Linked DNA regions of Homo sapiens: regions 1 and 2 are each linked to region 3. A link is an interaction called in ENCODE POLR2A ChIA-PET data of the cell type or tissue named here. Cell type or tissue: MCF 10A. All regions are shown on one strand.

Region 1 (5,000 bases), 83 kb after region 3:
GTGACCCACTTTAAATAGAATCACCCTACTTAACTAAACACTGATTAAATCTCTGATGGTTAAAAAGCATCATGTGTTTGTATTTATAGAACTCTATTATAATGTTTTTGTTGTTCTTTTTAATTAGGGGAAAGTTTTTATTGTCTTTCATGCTGACATAACTTTTCTTTCATTATTAATCTGAAATAAGAATCTCTTATTTTTTTCACATTAGGCCAGTAATGTAAAGAAGGTCCTTCAAGGAATTATGAGTTATTATCATGAGGTATGAAAACCATCTGACTTTGTTTAAATGCATCATGCTATACGAAAATTACTTTAAGACTGAAAAATCACTTGGTTTTTTGTTTATAATATTTTACTGGAATGTAAGTCATAATTAGAACATGTTTTATTGTCATTTTTATAGAATGCTCATTTGTGAAAATAAGCTTGGATATATTGATTTGTAAGATAACATTGCTTAGGTATTGATACTCTCCGAATTGATTTTCAAGTAGAATTACCTTCATCTTTAATATATTTGATTTTGTGCAATACTATAAAGTAGACTTTATAATTAATTGAAATAATTTTCTATTTAAAGCAATATTTTGACATTTCTTCCCAGCGTAAACAGTAGCAAAGACATAAATGAGATTATGCTCATACAAGTAAATTGGAAAAAATGCAAAATAAAAGTAGTATTATAAAGTCACTTTAGATAGTACATTAGTCAAATAGTTTTGTTTTTTCTTATTCAGCATCATAACAAGTTCTCTAGTAGGGTTTTTGATATAAGAGAGTTTATTGCTGAATGATTGGCAGCTTTTGAATGACTTTTCCATTAAAGAATTTTTGTTTCTATTCTTTAAAGTCGTCACACAATTAAACTTGTAATTTCTTCCCAAAATGTTTAATATTCTCTAAAATTTTTCAATTTATTAAATACCTAAAACTAATTCTGAAGCTGTTTTAATGCCAAGAACCCTTTTAATCAGCTAAAAAATAAGAAAAAGAAAGATAAGACCAGGAAAAAAAATTAATCCATTAGATTTGTTGCTCATTTGTAAAAGTACAGTGATTTACATTGTGTTTCTCTGTTAATTGATTATATATGAAAATATTATGAATATTCTTTGGCTTAACATATGCTTATTATTTAATGGACAGGCATAAGTTTTATCATAGTAGACTAGGCCAAGTGCTTCTTAAGTTAAATTCTTCTCTCTGACAGTGAAATCAAAGGATATTTGATGTGAAACCAAAAGGAAATATAGTGCTTTTGGTTGGTTACTCAGAATTTTGGAATGTTGCCTGAACATTGCTAACTGGTTTTAATAATTATTTATTTGTCATTTGTTATTTTATCTGAGTTGTTTCGTGAATTTATAATTTATTTTCATTGTAATATTAAATGTAGCAAATTCTTTGCAGCCGACATAAATGAGTGATCTAATTTATTTTAATATTGTAGTTTTTGGGGCAGCAGATTTCAGAAGCACTTATCCCTGATTTAAACCAAATAACCGAATGTTCAGATCCAGTGGAGCTTGGGAGGTTGCTCCAGCTTATTTTAGGTTGTGCGATCAACTGTGAAAAGAAGCAAGGTAAGTGAATTTCAATCATTTGAGGATTTCTACTTTCTAGAAACTTTCTACATTGCTATATAAGCTAGCATTAAATCATACTATTAAAGCTTGGCAGAAAGCACCCTGAAACGTAAACCAGAAGATCTGAATTCTAGCCCAACTCTGTCGTTGAAAAGTGGCATACCTTGAGTGTCCTATTTGTACCTGGATTCTGATATTCATATTCAGTGGCTAAATTAGATGTATTTTAGTTTAATTAGTTTAATATACCCAGTACATAAGACTTAGTGGATAGTCAATAAAAATTGTACTTATTCATTTGATACATTATGTCTATTTTACATGTAAGAACCTTATGTGGATTCAGTTTTCATAAATAAATATTCAGCTACTAATTTATAATTCAAGTTTCTTCAGATAATATTCTGCTCCATTCAGAAGCATATCTGTCCAATATATCCTCCAGATAAGTGGTCTAATGATATAAATGGAATTGATGCATTATATTGGTATATCCAAACACAGTGATCCATATTTTGCTGAGTACAAAAGGATCATATTTGGTTGCATGTAATGATGAATGATGAACTGAACAGGCCCAGACCTCCTTCCCTTGAGGGCTTTAATCCGTTTCGGTGGTGAGACTTTTGACGCTGATGTTTTTTTGCATGATTCATCCAAACTTGTTCTTAGTACACCACCTTTATGAAAGAATAATGTTGAGTGCTTAAGTTTGCAAAATGCAAATACTTCAAGCCAGGGCCTTGGAAAACATTCAACATTGTCTGACTAATGAAGAAAGGATATAAGCTGGGATAAATTTACCTACAAACTCTGAAAGGAGAAAAATAAAACAAAATACATGAAATTAATTGTAGTTTATCAATTATAAAAGGACAGTGACTAGGTGTCAGAGAATTTTTATATTAGTCCATCTCTACTATTTACTAGAAGTTTTTTTCTAGGACAAGCCAGTACTTCTCTGTAGGCTTTTATTTCTCACTTATAAATAAAGTTAAAGATCTGTATATTGGGTTTTTCATAAAAGCAGGGACATTTGCTCATGGAAGGTTAAAACTTCTCTAAATATTTAATCACAAATTGACAAGTAGTAATTTATTTATAAATCTAGTAATTTTTTGTTGTAATCGTGATTATTTTTATTTTTTCATTGATTAATGCTTTGTTAATATTTTCATTGCTGGTTATTTGTAACTTATTTTTGCTTAATTAATCTTAACCAGGTTTGTAAGTTTCGTTAGTCTTTTTTAAAGAGCCAACTTTTGGCTTTGATTCTATTTTGTTTTTACTATTTAGTTTTGTTGTCCTCTTTTATCTCATACGTTTTTCTTGTGAATTAATCAGCTGTTCCTTTTCTAAGCTATAATTGACATTTTAAGTGGTAATTTTGCCTTAAAGTGATTATTTTGTTGCATCCTAAAAATTTTAATATTATATGTAATATTTTCATAATTTACTTCTAAGCACTATTGAGCAATTTTGTCCAGTTTTAAAAGGAATTCAATTCCTAGATACATAACTTTTTAAAAGCTTTCACACTTTTGTATTTTGCTGTATGAATTGATTTTTAAAATGATTTCAAGGTACTGACTGCAACAATCTCAATCTTGAAAGAATGAATTCATTTGCTTAACAATACTCAGTTTATCTTGGTGAGGAAGGAAGACATACTGGTGGACAAATAATGTATTTACATAAAGGATTATCTGTGGGTAGATGAATTTTTATAGTCTATTAATTTGATGGCTAAGGTACTATGTGTAAAGAGTAGATTTTTTTCAGATTTGATTTTTTTAAATCATAGAACATATTCAAAATATAATGACACTGGAAGAGTCTGTTCAACATGTGGTCATGACTGCTATTCAAGAGGTAAGTTATATCATGTTCCTATGAGTATAAAAATCCTAAACCAAATTATACAAAACTTTTCATACTTTATGCTTTTCTTTTTTAAAAACTTGCTCTTTGTTGTAAGTTTACTTCCCCTTAGCTAGTGGGTCTTCCTTTTTTACCCCCAAAAATATTTTAAAAGGCCTTTAAGCCCAATTTTAGTACCTCTGCATTTTAAAAGCTGGTTAATAAATTAATATTATCAAGTCTCTTTAAATCAGTGGTCCTCAACCTTTTTGGCACCAGGGACCAGTTTTGTGGAAGACAATTTTTCCACAGACCCGGGGTGGCGGGCAGGGGGAAGGTTTTGGGATGAAACTGTTCCACCTCAGATAATCAGGCATTAGATTCACGTAAGAAGCGTTCACAGTGGGGTTTTTGCTCCTATGAGAATCTAATGCTGCCGCTGATCTATCAGCAGGTGGAGTCCAGGTGATAATGCTCTCTTGCCTGCCACTCACCTGCTTCTGTGCAGCCCAGTTTTAACAGGCCATGGACTGGTGCCAGTCCATGGCCTGGGGGTTGGGGACCCTTCCTTTAAATAACTTCAACTAAGCAGGAAACGCAGGATAAACAGTCTCTGACCAGAACAGTCTCTGACCAGACAGGAGTTTTTCTTTTTTCTTTTTTTTCTTCCAGTTATAACAATCTTTCCTGAATTTTTCATTTATATATACCATATGCATTTTCAAAATGTTAGATCTGTGAGCAAATATGGTGGTACTTAGGTTTAGTTTTACCAGGTAAGTTGGATTAAAGCTAGTCTAGTTATCTAAGTTGAGCCAGGAAGGATTCAGAATTAATGTGGTGCAGAGTTGATTCTTAATATCAGCCTAAAAGGCTGAGATGGATTGCAGAGGAGACTTCAGGAAAAGCAGACTTTGGAAGGGGCATGACTTAGAGGGAGACGTCATACAGGACTTTTGTAGTCTGTACTCCCTGAGTTTGCATTGTTGGTTTGGATTCAGAGTATCCCTGTACATAAGTAAATCTGCCTTTCATCTCAGAGTTATTTTACAGGATCTTTTTTTCATATAATCGTAACTCCTACTTTTAAAATGACTTCTCAAAAAGGCTGCATTAAAAAAGTATTAACTTATAATGTATATGAATCCCTTTAAAAATTATTTAATGTGTTCACTCTTTATCAGTAATATGTCTTTTAGGACTTGTATTGAAATTTGTCAGTACACAAGTATTTTGAATATATCTATGTATTTAAAGCACAATTTACTTATAGTGTCCTCACTAATATGCTTGAATTTGTGTTATTAAGTTAAGGCTCTAATAAAGTTTTTATCTGAATAGCGTTCTAAGGATCCTCAAATTAAGGCAAGGAAAAGCTAAATATAAATCATTTTACTATCCTTTCAAGAAAATATATTTTACTTCATAAACATCACATTGTTATACTTAATTTTATTATTTTAATTTCCTAGTTGATGAGTAAAGAAATATTGAGCTCTCCTCCAAATGATGCTGTTGGAGAATTGGAGCAACAGGTGAGTATTTTAG
Region 2 (5,000 bases), 820 kb before region 3:
ATCTATCTATCTATCTATCTATCTATCTTTCTATCTTCTATCTATATCTATCTATCTTGTCTATCTACCTATCATCTGCCTTATCTATCTAATTTATCTATTTATCTTATCTACCCACCTATCTATCAAATCTATATATAATCTAATCTATCCATCTTATCTCTCTTTCTATCTGTCTGTCTATCTATCTATCTATCTATCTATCTATCTATCTATCATCTATCTATCTGTCTATCTAGAGATTTACTTCAAGGAATTAGCTTCTGTAGTTGTGGGATCTTGCTAGACATTTCTGATATATGCAGGGCAGGTCAGCCAGTTGGAAACTCTTGGGCAGAGCTGAAGCTGCAGTTCACAAGCTGAATTCTTTCTCTCTCAGGGAAATCTCAGTCTTGCTCTTAAGGCCTATCAATGGACTGACTGAGGCCCACTCATGTGATTGAGGACAATCTTCTTTACTTAAAGTCAACTGATTTTAGGTATTAACCATATTCACAAAATACCTTCTCAGCACACCTGGATTAGTGTTTGGTTGAATATCTGGGTACTATAGCCTAGTCAAGTTGACACATAAAACTAACCATCCTAACAGGGTGCTTCTGGACCTGATTCATGCCCGTCTCCCTCACCTCTTTTCTTCCCACCTCACACTAAGGCTCAGTCACCCCTTGCAGTGTGCCCACTGGCCTTCTGCCACCTGTCCTTGCACAGGCCTAGAATATTCCCCACCCCTTTCCCGGAGAACTTCTAGTCGTCTTTAAAACCACTGGGATGCTTCTTCTTCAGGAAGCCTTCCCTGATTCCTCCCCACCCAATCCCTCCCACTCTGAGTTAACTGCATTGTCTCTGAGTTTGTAAAGCCCCTACTAATCATGTGAGATGGAAACTGCCTCGGGGGCTGCAAGGTCTGGCTCAGTAGCATGTGAACAGCTCTAGAACAAAAACTTTCTATCACATCACTCTGGTAAGCCCCACATGATGCAAATCCCAATCAGCAGCAATGATCTCATTTACTTGTGAATAAATCTCCCCTCCCTATTAGAATGAAAGCTCCATGGAGGTAGGAACTGTACCTGTCTCTTTCAGGGCAGTATCTCTCAGACCTAACTGTGCCGGGCACATAGTAGATACTTAATAAACGTTTACTGAGCAAATTAATTAATAGTTGTTTGAATGGATTCAACAATAAATGTTAATTAAGAATCTTCTAAGTTCTAGGCATTATTGGGGACCTGGAAATATAATTATCAAGAAGGACAAGGATGCCCATCAATGATATATTAGAAAGAAAATGTGGTACATATACACCATGGAATACTATACAGCCATAAAAAGGAACAAGGTCATGTCCTTTGCTGGGACATGGATGGAGCCGGAAGCCATTATCCTCAGCAAACTAACACAGGAACAGAAAACCAAACACAACATGTTCTCACTTACAAAAGTGAGAGCTGAAAGATGAGAACACATGGACACATGAGAGGGAACAACACACACTGGGGCCTATCGGGGTTGGGGTGAGGGGAAGGAGAGCAGGAAGAATAGCTAATGCATGCTGGGCTTAATACCTAGGTGATGGGTTGATCTGTGCGACAAATCACTATGACACACGTTTACCTAGGTAACAAACCTGCACATCCTGCACATGTACCCTGGAACTTAAAATAAAAGTTGATTTAAAAAAAAAAAAAGAGGGACAAGGGCCAGCTCTCATGGAGCTCACATTCCAAGGAGGGGTGACAGGCAGCAACTAAATAAACTTATAAGTGATCAGGATAGGGAAATTAAAAATATAATATAGCTAATTAAATGAATAAAGGCACAAATGAATAAATGAATAATTGGAAATATCTATCTTTCATCTATTATTTATGCATCTGTCTACCTACCTACCTACCTACCTATCTGTCTGTCTATCTTCCCTTTCTTCAGCAAGAAACCTACATTGGGAGAGGGTAGGAAGTAGCGATATGGACACTAGATTTGGATTAGGAATTAGAAAGGTCTGACTCCATTCTTTACTGGTAGTGTGTGCCTGGTTAAGTAATCTAGCCCTGAGAATCTAGATCAGTTCTCTTATCTGTAATATAGGATTATGGTAACTGCTTTGTTTCTCCAACAGGGCTGTCATATCACATGAGGCAGCAAACATAAATGAACTTGGTGACTTGGAAGCTCTGTACCAATGTTAGGGGAGATTGTTGTTGATATTTGCAATTGTTGCAAGCAGAGCACTTTAGCTCCACCAGTTAATTGCATTGTTTAGTTGGAGAGAACCAGAAAGGAATTTTGGCATGGGACAGACCTGAGTTTCAGTTCCACTTCAGCCACTGCATGTTGAGTTGTGTGACCTTAAACATGAATTATTTCATCTTCCTTGGACTCGGTTTTCTGATCTGTGAAAATGGGGAAAGTAATTGCCCCCATCTAATAAGGCCATAAGGCAACAGCCAGGTTTAAACAAGGTAATCTATGTCAAGTGCTTGGCATAGGGTTAAGCCCATAGGAAGAGCTCAGCTAATATTAGCTACTAATAGTCATTCTGTCAATCATCGGTGGCTGTTCGTAAATGGAGCCATTCATGGTTCAATTTCTCAAGTCTCACTTTTCTGCCAGGAAACTTCCCAAGTCTTTATGCACCAACACCTGTGATTATGCAAAACCACAATCAGCGTTCATATTCCGAACATAAACAAATGGAGAATTCGCCCTTCAATACTCCCCCTCCCCATTTTTCAAAAAACAGTTTCTGGAACATAGAAAGATGAACTCTTCATTTCTATAGAAAACAAGTGTTCCTGGTTTTATAATCATATAACCCTGAAACAGTTATGTTTTTTCATGTAATGCATTTTAGAAGTTCCATAAAGGAGTCGTTGTCAAGAGAAAACACAGCTGGTGCCCAATTAGAGAGGTGAACGACACTAATGGACCAGCAGAACTCTTAATTAAGCTGGACCACAAACTGCAGGAGAGATGGCGGGTGGGAAACTGCAGTGGCCCACACACTCACGCAAAGGAATGAATGGGAAGGGCATTTAAGCTTTTAAAAGCTGGCTTTGCAGAGGCCAACACCTGATTTTGACTCACTCTGAACTTCTTTCTCTTCCTTTTCCCTGAGAAGCCTCAAGCTCTTTCACTTCTATTTGGGCATCAGTTTCTATCTTATTTGTCATCAGCTTCTGCGCTGGGAAGATTCTGAAAGTGGACTGGAGAGCAACAACTTCAGGAACATCTCCAGGGACTGCCTGTCTGCATTTCTTTCCTGCAGCACTGCTCTCTTTAGACAACTCCTGTCTCCCTCAGCAGTACCCCACTCACATCCAACTCTTGCTCATTTTTCCCATTGCTGCTGTCTTCTTTGCTCCCTCTTCCTACTGTGCCCTGTAGTATCCCCGTATTGTGCCAAATATACTCCACTTAAAACCTCACCTCTCTGCATGCCTTTGTCTCTGGATCTGAAGTGGAACCTGTATACTTTGCTGTCCCCATGGAGATGGTTTGTTTTTTCATATTCCACACACCTCAAAGCCAAGAAGCAGGACTGAGCTTCTTTTATGTCCCCTAATGCTACCTACACCTTAATCCTCTACCCTCCTGTGAAACAGATACACCTGCTGCCACACATTTGGTAATCACATCTGGAAAGAGATGCTGGATCTGCCATGCACTAAGAGAAGGTGTGTGTGTCTATTTGCGAGGTGGTATGAAGCGGAACAGAGGTTCTCAAAGTGCAGCCTTGGGACCAGCTGCTCAATGATCACCTGGGAACTTCTTAGAAATGGAAATTCTTGGGCTCCACTCCAGACTGACTGAATCAGAAACTCTAGGGGAGGGACCAAACATCCTGCTTTAACAAATCCTCCACCCCACCCCACCCCAGGCAATTCTAGTGATTACCCATGTTGGAAAACCACTAGTGCAGCATTTAAGGGTATGGGTTCTAAAGCTGGTTTACCTGAGTTCAAATCCCACTTGCGACTTACACTAGTGATGCCACGTTGGCCAACTTACACAATTCCTCTAGGCTTCTTTTTCCATCTCGTAAGATGGGAATAAAAATGGTATGTCCCTACAGGACATCATGAGATGACTGAAGTAGCTATACACCTAAAGTGTTTAGGACAGTGCCTAGCATGTAATAAGCTCTCATGAACTGTTAGCTCTTATTATTATCATCATTAGATGGAAATCAGAAAAGACCCTGGTCCTTGGGTGTTTGCATCTCTAGTCCTCCTGTTTGCTGTCATCTATGACGGGTAAGTGGCCCCCTCAAACCCAGTGCTTCTCCAGCTTTCCACGGTAGAGGCATGTGGACCTCCACACACACTTTTTTGAAATCTTATATTTTATTCCCAGGTTTGGCTATTAAAACATTATTTACAAATCTCATGTCCTGGTAAAATTTATAACCCAAGAAGCTACACTGTACTTCACCAGGGGCTTGTTGCATCCTTCCAGACCCCCTTTTCCCCAAGACTAGAAGTGTGGCTCCCTCTTTCCCACCTTCGACCTCCTCAACTCCAGGGACCTTTGCTTTATTCCGCGGCAGCCACCTATACTCAGAGCCGCACCCAGCTTTCATCTCGGCTGGCTACTGCTCCACCTTTGAAATCTCAAATAGCTGGGTCTCACTCTGACCCCTCCCTCTTATCTTTTCAGAGCTCTCCTCAGACTGACTCATTGACCTCCTCCTGAATTCCAGACTCTGAACCCCTTTCTCTGTTCCTTCCCAGTCTTTCAAACCTTATTGGTTTCTCGGATTTGCAACTTGCCATACCTCTTCCCCCTGCCACATTCATGGATGCATGGAGCAGGAGCAAGAAATAGACCTTTGTGTCTGCAGCCACCTAGAATTTTTTTTGTAATTCCTGTAGTATGACCTGGCTCATCTTGACTGGGGCACCTGCCTCTTAGGTGCATCTGAAGACCAAAGAGGTCACGTCTACAGAGCACTAAGCCCAGTGCCTGGACAATAATAACTGCTCAAGAAACATTAG
Region 3 (5,000 bases):
ACACTGTTGCAAGGACGTGTTAAAAAATAAATATTGGTCTTTGTCCCTAGTTCCTGGCACACAGCTTCTAAAATTCTTGGAATCCCTGCTAAAAGCTAGGGATACTTCAAAGAAAGGAAAGCCAAGGACTTCACTTTTATGGAGCTTAGATTAAGCTCCATGTGTATGGTAATGAGATGACTGATGGCTGAGAACCCCTCCGTAGCATCAGGATGGGGGCTGGTCACCAGAAAGACCAAGGCATGATTAGAGGGTTGAACTTTCAGCCCCTCCCCTGACCTTCCAGAATGAGAAAGGGGCTAGAGATTGAGTCAATCACCGATGGCCAATGATTTACTCAATTATACCTAAGTAATGAAACCTTCATAAAAACCCCTAAATGATGGGGTTTAGACAGCTTCTGGATTGGTGAACACAGGGAGGTATTGAGAGGATGGCATGCCTGGAGGAGGCATGGAAGCTCACTGCACCACTGCACCTCCCTCCCCTCATACCTTGCTCTATGTATCTCTTCCATTTGGCTGTTCCTGAATTTTATCCTTTATAATAAACTGGTAATAGTAAGTCAACCGTTGTCTTGAACTCCATAAGCCGATTCTAGCAAATTATCAAGCCTTGGGGGGTGGAGTTTGTGGAAACCTCCAATTTGCGGTCAGTTGGTCAGAAATACAGGAGACCCAGGACTTGTGATTGGCATCTGAAGTGTGGGCAGTCTTGCTGGACTGAGCCCTGAAGCTGTGGGGTCTGACACTAACTAACTGGGGTCAGTGTCAGAATTGAATCAAATTTAATTATAAGTCATGCAATTGGTGGCAGGAGAGTTGGAGAATTGGTGAGTGTGAGGAAAAAACCCATACATTTGGTGTCAGGAGTGTTGTAGGTAAAAACAGCCCAGAGAGGTAAAATCATTCATTGATTCATTTAACAAATCCTTATAGATTAACTATTCTGGCCAGGCACAGTTCTTGGTGTGGTGCATGAATCCAATACACACCCCTGGCCACATGGAGCTTGCATGCTAAAGGGATAATAAATATCTAAAGTTTATGTAGCATTTACTATATGCTGGCATTGTTGTGTTTTACCTCAAATAACTCACGTGCTTCTCATAGCAGTCCTATGAAAGGCATATTTTTATCCCCATTTTCTGATGAGGCAACAGGCATGAAGAAATTAAGTAATTATTCCGTGATTATACAGCTAGTAAATGTAAAAATCCAGTTTCAAATTCTGGCAGTCTGTTATAGTCAGTCTGTATTTTAATCACTGCCCTTTATTTTCTCTGCTTCTGAAAAATCACCTAGACTGGTCCTGACTGCTATAAGGGGAACCAAAGTGGAAGTCAAGAGACCAGTTAGGCAGTAGTGGTCAGAGAATGGGATACTGGAATTTTCAACAACACTGAGTAGATATTATTATTCCCACTTAATAAATGGGAAAACTGAGCTTTGATTCACACATCTGATAAGTAGCAGAGCCTGGATCCAACCCCAAGCCCATTTATCTCTAAAACCCAGTATCTTTCTGCTAATGCCTCCATTTCCTACAGAATTATAAAGCTTCCACTCCTCCCCTCCTTTATGACCAAGAGACCAATTTGAGGTATGTTTTAGAGTCAAAATTAGAGGACTGGGCGTCTAAAAATTTTTTTTTCTCTTGGTAGGCATTTTTATAATTGAAAATAAAATAAAATATAAATATACTGACATGCAGTTCTGTTTTCTCATTTTCTTTTGCAAACTTTAAATTGAGATATAGTACACATAAGGTGAAATACAAAGATATTAATGTACAGCTTGATGAATTTTGATGAAGTATACACCCATATAGTCAACACTCTAAAGATATGTAAATGTGTGCACATAGTGTACTTAAAATTATAAATGAGGTGCCAGTTTTCATATCATGAGTAATGATAAAGACCTCTCCCACTCTCTTTTTCTCTCATCCCTTCCTGCTTCTCAATTGATATTTTTGTCTCCAATTCATGGGGGTTACACAGAATACCAGGTGCAGGTCAAAAGATGACTGTGTCAAAAGGAAAAGAAAGCAAAATAAATAAGAGAACAACTAGCCATTTCTTAATGCGTGTTGAAGGAAAGTCACATTGATATATTTTCTGTTTTTCTATGGAGGGGTCACGTGCCTCAGCCCACACATTAGCATGTGAACTTGTTGTTCCAGTCAAATGAGTCAGAGTTCCTCAGGAAGGCAGATTCCTGTATTTTAGAGCTATGTGTCAGCATCTGTAAAAAAAAAAAAGGTACAGTGTCCTGTATTGATGCATCTCACTGATACACACGTGCTCGTCTCACTCCAGGTAATCACACCTGCTAATAAGCAGCAGAAGTAGGATTTGAACTCCAGCCTAGGGCACTCAAGAATCAGGCTGTTTTCATGACAGGGAGAATGGTACCACTGAGTCCGAATGTAGGGTTTGCAATGGCCTGGAGTCAGAAGTGGGCTTGAATTCTGGTTTTACTACATAATGGCTTTATGACCTTGGGAAAATTACTTATATTCTCTCTATTTTCAGTTCCTTTATTCACAAAGTGGTGATAGATGATCTGTGTCCTAATGTCCTTTTGAGGGTTAAAAAGATCATGTACTTAAAATAATCAGCACAGCACAGAGTACAAAGCTTAAACCAGTAAAATGGCAATGGCAGTGGTAGTCGGCCCCTAAGTCAACAGACACCACAGTGTTTTTTAACCATATACCCCCATCAGTTAAAATAAATTTTGAGTATGCATCCTCAGTACATGAAAACCTATTTATGAAAAAGCATGATGTGCTATACTGTGTTCATAGATTATTTACTCTATAAAACAAGTGAAATATAGCTGAACCAAAGTATTTCCAATGTGTTTACCTGTCATGATGGCTTCATGCTAATATTAGCAACATGTAAAAGTACACTATATGTCTATGGCCAGGTGTGTTTTTAATAATTTTAAAATGATTTTTGATGATTTTTAAATGATTTTGTATGTGCCTATGTATCGAAATCTAAGGCAATCTTCTTGATAATTTTGATTATTTTCCCAATCCTTGTCTTATTTGACTAGGTCTTCATTGTTTTTACCTTACAATATGAGGAGCTAGTACTGAGTAAATACATCACCATTTTCTTGTTTACTTGAATCTGAATGGTGAACTGGTGATAATTATCTCCATCACGTGCAAATCCATTGACTGAATCTTTTTTAGCTGCTTGTCCATTTTGTGAGGGTTAGTTTAAACTAGTTAATACCTATTAATCACTAACCTGGAACATGCAAACGACAACATGTAGCAATTCTGGAAGCTGAGGACATATAAGGGAGTGCCATAGGGCCATCCCTGGAGTTGGAGAGCTCCCACTCTCCTCACAAGAACCTCACACATCTTATGTGACTCATGACTGACTGATGTGTGGCCAAACTGATAAATTGTCTAGTAACAATCCATATATTAAATGCTGGTAAAGTGTAATTAATTTCTTAAGACCAAAAAAAGTCATATAAATGGCACTTCCAGTATTTTCTTCTGGAATCTTAATGAGAATTCCCTGGAGTTTATGGATGCCACTTAAGAAACACTGCCATCACTTTTTCCTTTGGCAACTCTGCAAACACTAACCAAGCACCTGTAAGTGCTAGGACTGTGCTAGACATTAGGCCTACAGTGATGTGATTTCTGCCTTCTGGGAGTTCATATATAGCTTGTTTCCACCACACTAAGTTCTGCTATATTCTCCCCTATAGATGGTGACTCTGGAATTGCCCAGCTTGCAGTGCCCTGTAGTACCTTGGGCTAGACTACTGACAGTCTTCCCCAAAAGGCTTAAGCCCATTATTCCCCTTCCTCAGGGTAGGGGAGAAGGTACTAGATCTTCTGCTCCCAAAATTGCCAACATCAGTAAGTCTACCACTCATGGAATCCACATCTTTTCCAAGGGTACTGAAGAACCCATGGCTTCCTTTAACCTCATTTCCCTGGTAACTCACTCCAACATGGCCTACAGCCCTTTGGTAGCTCCCAGGCCAGGTCATTACAGTGAGAATTGGGTGTTTCCCCTGGCCACATGCAGGCCTGGCTGTTGCCAGTGCTGCCACAAGAGAAGTGGTGAGCAGTGTGTGCTGATTAGTATCTCAGCCTCGACACACCAGGGAAGGGTCAAACCCATGAATGCAGTCTTTCATGGCCGTGGTACAGGGCCCCTATTTTTTCCTCCAGAAACCCTTCACTTGCTTTCAGAAGTGATGATCAAATGTGAACTTTCATGGTTTATTTATAGCTCTGCCTTATAGAGAGAAAGAAAAGAAGTGATTAAAATGCTATTTTACAAAATATTTTGTTTTTAAAAAGCTTTCATTGTGTGGGCAAAAGGAAAAAGAAAAGTCACTGTATTAATTGTGCTGTCTAGACTCTCAAACAAAGAGGGTAGCGTGCTGCAAATTAAGATTGTCCGGCTCCTGCCTGCTGACAAAAAGTATGAATTTGGAGGCCAACTTCAAATAAACCCTTTGGAACAGAAATATATTGTGGGGGTGACTATATTTAGCATGTGTCAGCATTTCCATACTAAATTCATATTGTTATGTTGTGGTAATTTCAGATTTCCTGCAGCCAAGTGGGATCATGAGATTTCAGTTTTATGTTAATTATTTGGAGAAATTGAAAAACTCAGCAGTGCTGTTTCTGATGACAGCACTGATTCTCAGGGTATTCTCCACGTTGTGTCAGGGACCCATAATGAGCCCTGCCTTTCAGGAAAGGGGAAGGTGAGCCCGAGTCATTTTGACTGTCTTTATAAGCATAACTTTAAATATATATATATATATATATATATATATATATATATATATATATATGGCATTACATGTTTTCCCTACAAATACAAAATTAATATATGCCACTGTAGAAAATTTAGAAAACACAATAAGCAACTTGACAAGAAAAAAAAATTGTTACCCATGCTATCCAACCTGTTAACATTTTAATATATATTGATCCGA

What was found. ChIA-PET counts read pairs that join two places held together with the same protein. Peaks named below come from ENCODE experiments on the same cell type or tissue, not always from the same donor. Only the 100,000 strongest peaks of a DNase experiment are listed, where the experiment ranks them.
Region 1: POLR2A ChIA-PET joins it to region 3 with 6 read pairs; 3 of 35 experiments call an interaction of 5 or more read pairs at or near these places.
Region 2: POLR2A ChIA-PET joins it to region 3 with 6 read pairs; 2 of 35 experiments call an interaction of 5 or more read pairs at or near these places.

Annotation. Positions count from the first base shown.
Region 1 is chr1:59,831,949-59,836,948 of GRCh38, forward strand. It overlaps HOOK1 (hook microtubule tethering protein 1), which reads left to right. Exons shown (of 22, transcript NM_015888.6): 4 at 215-265; 5 at 1,457-1,589; 6 at 3,397-3,464; 7 at 4,925-4,987. Among named protein-coding and RNA genes, the nearest start is that of HOOK1, 20 kb to the left of the region's middle. In MCF 10A, no CTCF peak of the experiment used is centred here; a DNase peak (open chromatin) is centred at 2,223.
Region 2 is chr1:58,924,099-58,929,098 of GRCh38, forward strand. No RefSeq gene overlaps it. Among named protein-coding and RNA genes, the nearest start is that of LINC02777, 22 kb to the left of the region's middle. In MCF 10A, no CTCF peak of the experiment used is centred here; no DNase peak of the experiment used is centred here.
Region 3 is chr1:59,748,658-59,753,657 of GRCh38, forward strand. The region is part of intron 14 of FGGY (FGGY carbohydrate kinase domain containing); the gene reads left to right. Among named protein-coding and RNA genes, the nearest start is that of MIR4711, 18 kb to the left of the region's middle. RefSeq lists a silencer at 4,088-4,177. In MCF 10A, no CTCF peak of the experiment used is centred here; a DNase peak (open chromatin) is centred at 2,174.